Regions from separate parts of the Homo sapiens genome. Here region 1 is linked to region 2. A link is a contact called in ENCODE Hi-C or POLR2A ChIA-PET data. All regions are on one chromosome and are shown on one strand. Each heading gives the region's core, a stretch centred on a gene start or an enhancer-like site at or near the end of the contact. The rest is flanking DNA. Distances are from core to core; before and after follow the strand shown. Region 1 holds the start of KPNA1 (karyopherin subunit alpha 1). Region 2 holds the start of POGLUT1 (protein O-glucosyltransferase 1).

Region 1 (2,700 bases), core at 76-2,575, 3.0 Mb before region 2:
ATTAGCTTTCCCAAAGACTGAAGACCGGCTCTGAATAATCAGTCTTAGTTCCTTATTGGAATAAGGTGATCTGTCTTCAGTCTAGCTGTGGTCAGGCAAACTTGCCCTTAAGTCTCTCCTGTTGAACACACCTTCCCTTTCCCCAGCCCCCTTGCTCAAACTCAACTCTGATCTTAGTAAACACAACATCAGCGGGAGAATGCTGATGCAGCAGAGAGAAGTCCAGGACAAATGAACATTGCATAACCTAGGATTCAGGTAGAGTGGTCCTCTCTCCTCTCCTCTTCCCTGGGACATTTATAAATGTATTAATCTACCTCATCTCTTTCACCTTGCTTCTTGGCATGTGTTTTAAATCTGTCTACTATTCCGTGATCCCTGCTAGGCTGGCTTCAGTTTTTCTTCTTTTGAAGCCACTACTCCATTTGCTCCCCCAAAGAATTCCATGAAATTTAACATTAGCAATCATTTGCTCCAAGTTTTCGTTTGAGAGCAGTTGAGAGTAAAACGAGTATGTGTTTCATGTAGTTTCATTATTATTATTATTATTATTGTTATTATTATTTTTGAGGCAGGGTCTCACTCCGGTTGCCCAGGCTGGAGTGTAGTGGCGCGATCTCGGCTCACTGCAGTCTCACCGTCAACCCCGGGCTCAGGTGATTCTCCCACCTCAGCCTCCCGAGTAGCTGGGACTTCAGGCGCCCGTCACCACCCCCTGCTAATTTTTGTGTTTTTAGTAGAGACGGGGTTTCGCCATGTTGCCCAGGCTAGTCTCAAAACTCCTAGCCTCAAGTGATCCACCCACCTCGGCCTCCCAAGGTGCTGGGATTACAGGTGTGAGCCACCGCGCCCGGCCCTTAATTATTTTTGATACTACGCATACGTTATCAAGCAAAGGGGATGGGAGATAACTAAAAAAGGAATGTCCAGAAGCTTCCTGCATTCATGCTGCATGTGAGCCCTTTAGACACGAGGCGCTGACCTACTAATTTTGTAATACTCCCTCAGCCTTCAATCATTCCATCATTCATTCCATCAACGCGTATTAGGTACTTAGAAGCTATACAGAGGTGAGCATCGATCCGCCCTGGAAGAGCTTAGCAAAGACAGGTTTGTACATATAACTTTCTCCAACCTTTGCCATGGTCTGCAAACCTCCTTCTTAGCGAGACCCCCTCCCCGACCCCCGACTCTTCACAGGCTGGGCGCTAACCATTAGGAATGTCCGGCGAGAGAGCGTTACAAGACTACGTCTCCCGGCAGCCTCTGCGACAAGCGCCGGAGGGGCGCGCGTAGGCGCTCGGGCCGGCCCCCGCACGCAGGCGCACTGCGAACGCCGGCTGAGCTGAGTCTCGCTGCTCGGTGCGAGGCGGCGGAGAGCGAGGCCTGGTGAGCACCGCCGAGGCGCGGGCCAGCTCTTCGAGGTTGTGCGCGGGAGTGGCACGGCGGGCGGGCGAGCGAGGGGCTAACTTCAGCGGTGGCACCGGGATCGGTTGCCTTGAGCCTGGTGAGTGCTGGGGCCTTGCGGCCCCGGCCCCTCCCCCTCCCGCCGGCAGATCCGGGCAGTCCCGGAGGGACTCAGGAGAGGCCCTGGGGCGAGGGCGGGTGCCGGCAGGGCCTAGAGCCGGGGTTCCTGGGCCGGACGCTCGCGCCGCGTCCGTGCGTCACGGGCCCGGCTGTCCTAACGGCCACAAGGCCGGCGGAGGAGAGGGTGGGGGTGGGGAGCCCTGGTGTGATCGCCATCGGGAACGCCGGTCGAGGCTAGGCGGGGCGGGGCGGCGTGGCGCGGCGGCGGGGCTGTAAGCGGCGCCGGGGACTGCGGGGCGCCGAGGCAGCGGGCGGAGAGGAGGCGAGCGCGGAGCCTGCGCCGCGGCCGGGCGGCGGGCGGGAGGCGGGGGTGGGCCGCGCAGAGCGCTGTGACAGAGGCAGGAAGGAGCAGGGGTGGCGTGTAAAAATTCTAACCCTGGCAAAAAGGGACCGTCTTGGGAATTCACAAGTTACAGACCGGGTCGGAGCCGGCGGCCCGGAGGGAGGTGGGGGAAGCGGGGGGTGGAGACGGCCGGCTGCAGTTTACCGATGTCATAACAACATGGGCCTGGAGCGGCTGATCGGGGGTGTGGTAATTATAGCAATGACAGAACTTGGTCTGCACGCCGCGTGTGCGATGCGAGGGAAGCAGCGAGGTATCGGATTAAGCTCAAAACGGGAGGAGGAAACAAGGATGACTGGAGTCAAGGAAGTCGTCATGAAGTAATGTTTTAGGATTGGGTCGTGTTCCACTTTTAAATGAAAGCGTTCAAAATATTTGATTTTTAAGGTTTCAACTCAGAACAAACGATTGCCGAGTTTTTGTTTGTATTTTAAAGAGATGGGGTCTCGCTATATTGCCCAGGCTGTACTCCAACTCCTGAGCTCAAACTGTCCTCTTGCCTCAGCTTCCCAAGTAGCTGGGACTAGTCTTGGGCAACCACACCCAGCTCTGCAGAGTATTTTTTTTTCTGAAACGTACTGTCAAGTAATATTAACTTGAATTTCACCCTTTTTTCTTAAATAAACGGTTGCTTAAAAATCTCTATTAGTAGATGAAGTGATTTCCCCCCTCCTGTTTTGTTTTTTTTTTTCTTAAGAGATGGAGTCTTGCTTTGTTTCCCGGGCTGATCTGGAACTCCTGGCCTCAAGGCATCCTCCCTACTAGCTGGA
Region 2 (2,700 bases), core at 11-2,510:
TCAACAATATTTATCGAGCACGCACTGACAGCTAGCACCAGGGAGACAACAGCAAATAAGACACAGACCCTGACCTCAGGAAGCTTGCAGCCCAGTGGGAAAAACAGATGCACATGCACTGAATCCCGCAGTGAGTCAGTGGTTAGGTTGACACCACCTGAGCCTTTCCCATGCGAGAGCATTTTTATTCCCCAGAAATAGAAAAACATCCTTGCCTTTCTGACCACTGCAACCAAAATCTCTCAAGGATGTTAGAATACTTCCTGTGACAGCAACTAAACTCTCAAAGACACATCAAAGAAAAGAACTCACCCATGGTAGCAGCTGCAGTTTTGACTTGAACATGGTTCGTAATTCTCCAAAGACCTGTTAATTTGGTCAATAAATACTTTCCATTTTGAACCTTTAAAAAGTGAAGTAAATGAGAGTTAAAAAAATTTTCCTGAATGTTATTTGCTGACACCACACCAACAGAAGAAACAGAAGACCAAAACTTTCAGAAATCCCCTTCCCATCCCACTGATGGAAACGAAACGCTAGGGAGGAATTTTTGTGTGTGCAACTCCCACGCTCACGTCAAGTCTGTTCCTCTATCCGGCTGTCAGGTGTCCAAGAAACTGGAAAATTCCCAAGCTTAATGCTCAACCCTCAGAATGCTATGGATAGTGACGCGGACTCTCACTTTCTACTAATCAAATTGAACTCCACAAAGAGGATCAGTTAAAAGCTACAGACATTAAACCCCTCTTCTCTTCTGGCAACGCATATACACACACGCTCGCGCGCACGACATTTGCCCCCATCCCCGACCCCTCAGTGTTTCAGGCAGGTCCAGAGTAGCCAAGCACGGGCCACGCCTCCTGCGGGTGAACGGGGAATTCCCTCTCCTCCCTGTCATTCTGAATTCCGGGGAATGGGTTACTCTCCAGGGTCCAGAGCAGGAGCAGAGACCCCGGCACCTCACTCTCCGCCGCAAGGCGCCCCGGTGCCTTCTGCCCAGCTCCGAGCTACAGCGGCCACGGCATCTTCCCGGGAGCCGGCCGCGCGGGGGAGCGCCTCGGGACTCCGGCCAGACCCCGAGCCCAAGGGGCAGGCTCGGCACTGCCCGGAGCCCACCTGACTCCTTCTGGCGGCCCTGCGCTGAGGGCAGGAGGAACAACAGCAGCCAGAGCCGAAGCGGCGAGCTAGCCCACCACTCCATCGCCGGCAGACCTACTGCAGATTCCCCGCTGCGGCGCTGGCGGAAGCGCGGCCCCGCACAAAGATGGCCCGGGAGCCGCAGCACGTGGGCGGCGGGTCGCCCCGCACAAAGATGGCCACCGTGGCCCCACCACCCTTCCTCCAGTCCCCAGCCTTGAGGCGGAGTTTCCCTGAGAAGGCTGCGCCGGGAAGGTGGGGAGGATAAACGAATGGACCAGTTGCCTATCCTCCCTCCCTGGCACCCCTGGGAAAATAGGTCTGCAGCCAGAAAACTGAAGGTCAGAGAGGGTATGTTTCACGGTTAGTGGCACAACCAAGACTTGGCATAGAGCCTAGGCCAAACAGTTCTTCTCTTGACGTCAAATTGCCTCTTATCAAATAGCATAAATTTGTTGAGCATGTGTGTGTGTGTGTGTGTGTGTGTGTGTGTGTGTGTACAGCACGGTTAGACCCCAAAGGTTGCAATTAGCATAGCAGGGATCCCTTTGTAATAGGAATTTATAACAGTTGGGGTGACTTAGACGTAGGAAAAAAGATCAATGGTGTTAAATAAAGTTTATGGGAGGTCGTTGTTTTGGACAGAACTCTGGCACTAGGCCTCAAGAGAGCAGACAAAACCAGAATGGAGGCAACTTGTCCTAGGTGCTGCGTAATTAAACTCAGCTTTAAAAGGGGTCAGTTTTCCAACAAATAGGAGAAGGGGCCCATATACCTGAGCTGGCATGATAAAGAAGTCCCCTCTGATGTAACTCTTTGAGGAAAGTAACTTCAAAATGACCAATCTGCTTTTTGTTCCTTATTTCTGCTTTCTTCAGCCCTTTTCTGCCTATAAGCCCAACCCCTTCTGCTCAGCTCATTAGAACACTTTTCTGTTTTATAGATGAGATGCTGCCTGATTCATGAATCACTAATAAAAGCCAATTCGATTTTTTTTTTTTTTTGAGACAGAGGACAGTCTAACTCTGTTGCCCAGCCTGGAGTGCAGTGGCACAATCTTGGCTCACTATGACGTCTGCCTCCCGGGTTCAAGCAATTCTTCTGTCTCAGTCTCCCGAGTAGCTGGGATTACAGGAGTGTGTCACCATGCCCGGGTAATTTTTGTATTTTTAGTAAAGACAGGGTTTCACCGTGTTGGCCAGGTTGGTCTCAAACTCCTGACCTCAGGTGATCTGCCCACCTCGGCCTCCCAAAGTGCTGGGATTACAGGCGTGAGCCACCATGCCTGGCCAAGAACTTTAAACTAAATTTGATGAAATTTTGTTTCTTGACAGTGGGCAACATGATACTGGACAATATAGGTATATAGTATAGTACAGGTATATATCTTTATACAGGTATATATAGGTCAGTGTAGATATATTTAGTAATCATAGAACTACAAATATTTATCTATTTTCTTTTTTTTTTTTTTTTTTGAGATGGAGTTTCGCTCTTGTTGCCCAGGCTGGAGTGCAATGGTTCAATATCGGCTCACCACAACCTCCGCCTCCTGGGTTCAAG

The links. A loop is a pair of places that touch in the nucleus more often than their neighbours do. ChIA-PET counts read pairs that join two places held with the same protein, here RNA polymerase II (POLR2A). Pooled maps may share reads with other maps.
Region 1: a map of CD4-positive, alpha-beta T cell shows a loop between it and region 2 (5-fold over the local background). The contact joins the promoter of KPNA1 here to the promoter of POGLUT1 in region 2. A Hi-C loop is called at or near these places in 1 of 168 maps with a recorded cell type or tissue (CD4-positive, alpha-beta T cell) and 5 of 50 pooled maps. POLR2A ChIA-PET finds 5 or more read pairs at or near these places in 1 of 52 experiments (B cell).

Annotation. Positions count from the first base shown.
Region 1 is chr3:122,513,564-122,516,263 of GRCh38, reverse strand. It overlaps KPNA1 (karyopherin subunit alpha 1), which reads left to right and starts at 1,325. Exons shown (of 14, transcript NM_002264.4): 1 at 1,325-1,507. It overlaps LOC107984000 (a long non-coding RNA gene), which reads right to left and starts at 1,235. Exons shown (of 2, transcript XR_924403.3): 1 at 1,136-1,235. RefSeq lists a silencer at 1,358-2,047.
Region 2 is chr3:119,467,523-119,470,222 of GRCh38, reverse strand. POGLUT1 (protein O-glucosyltransferase 1) reads right to left here and starts at 1,260. Exons shown (of 11, transcript NM_152305.3): 1 at 1,117-1,260; 2 at 313-403. The coding sequence starts at 1,201. RefSeq lists a silencer at 984-1,183 and enhancers at 1,234-1,403, 1,096-1,596.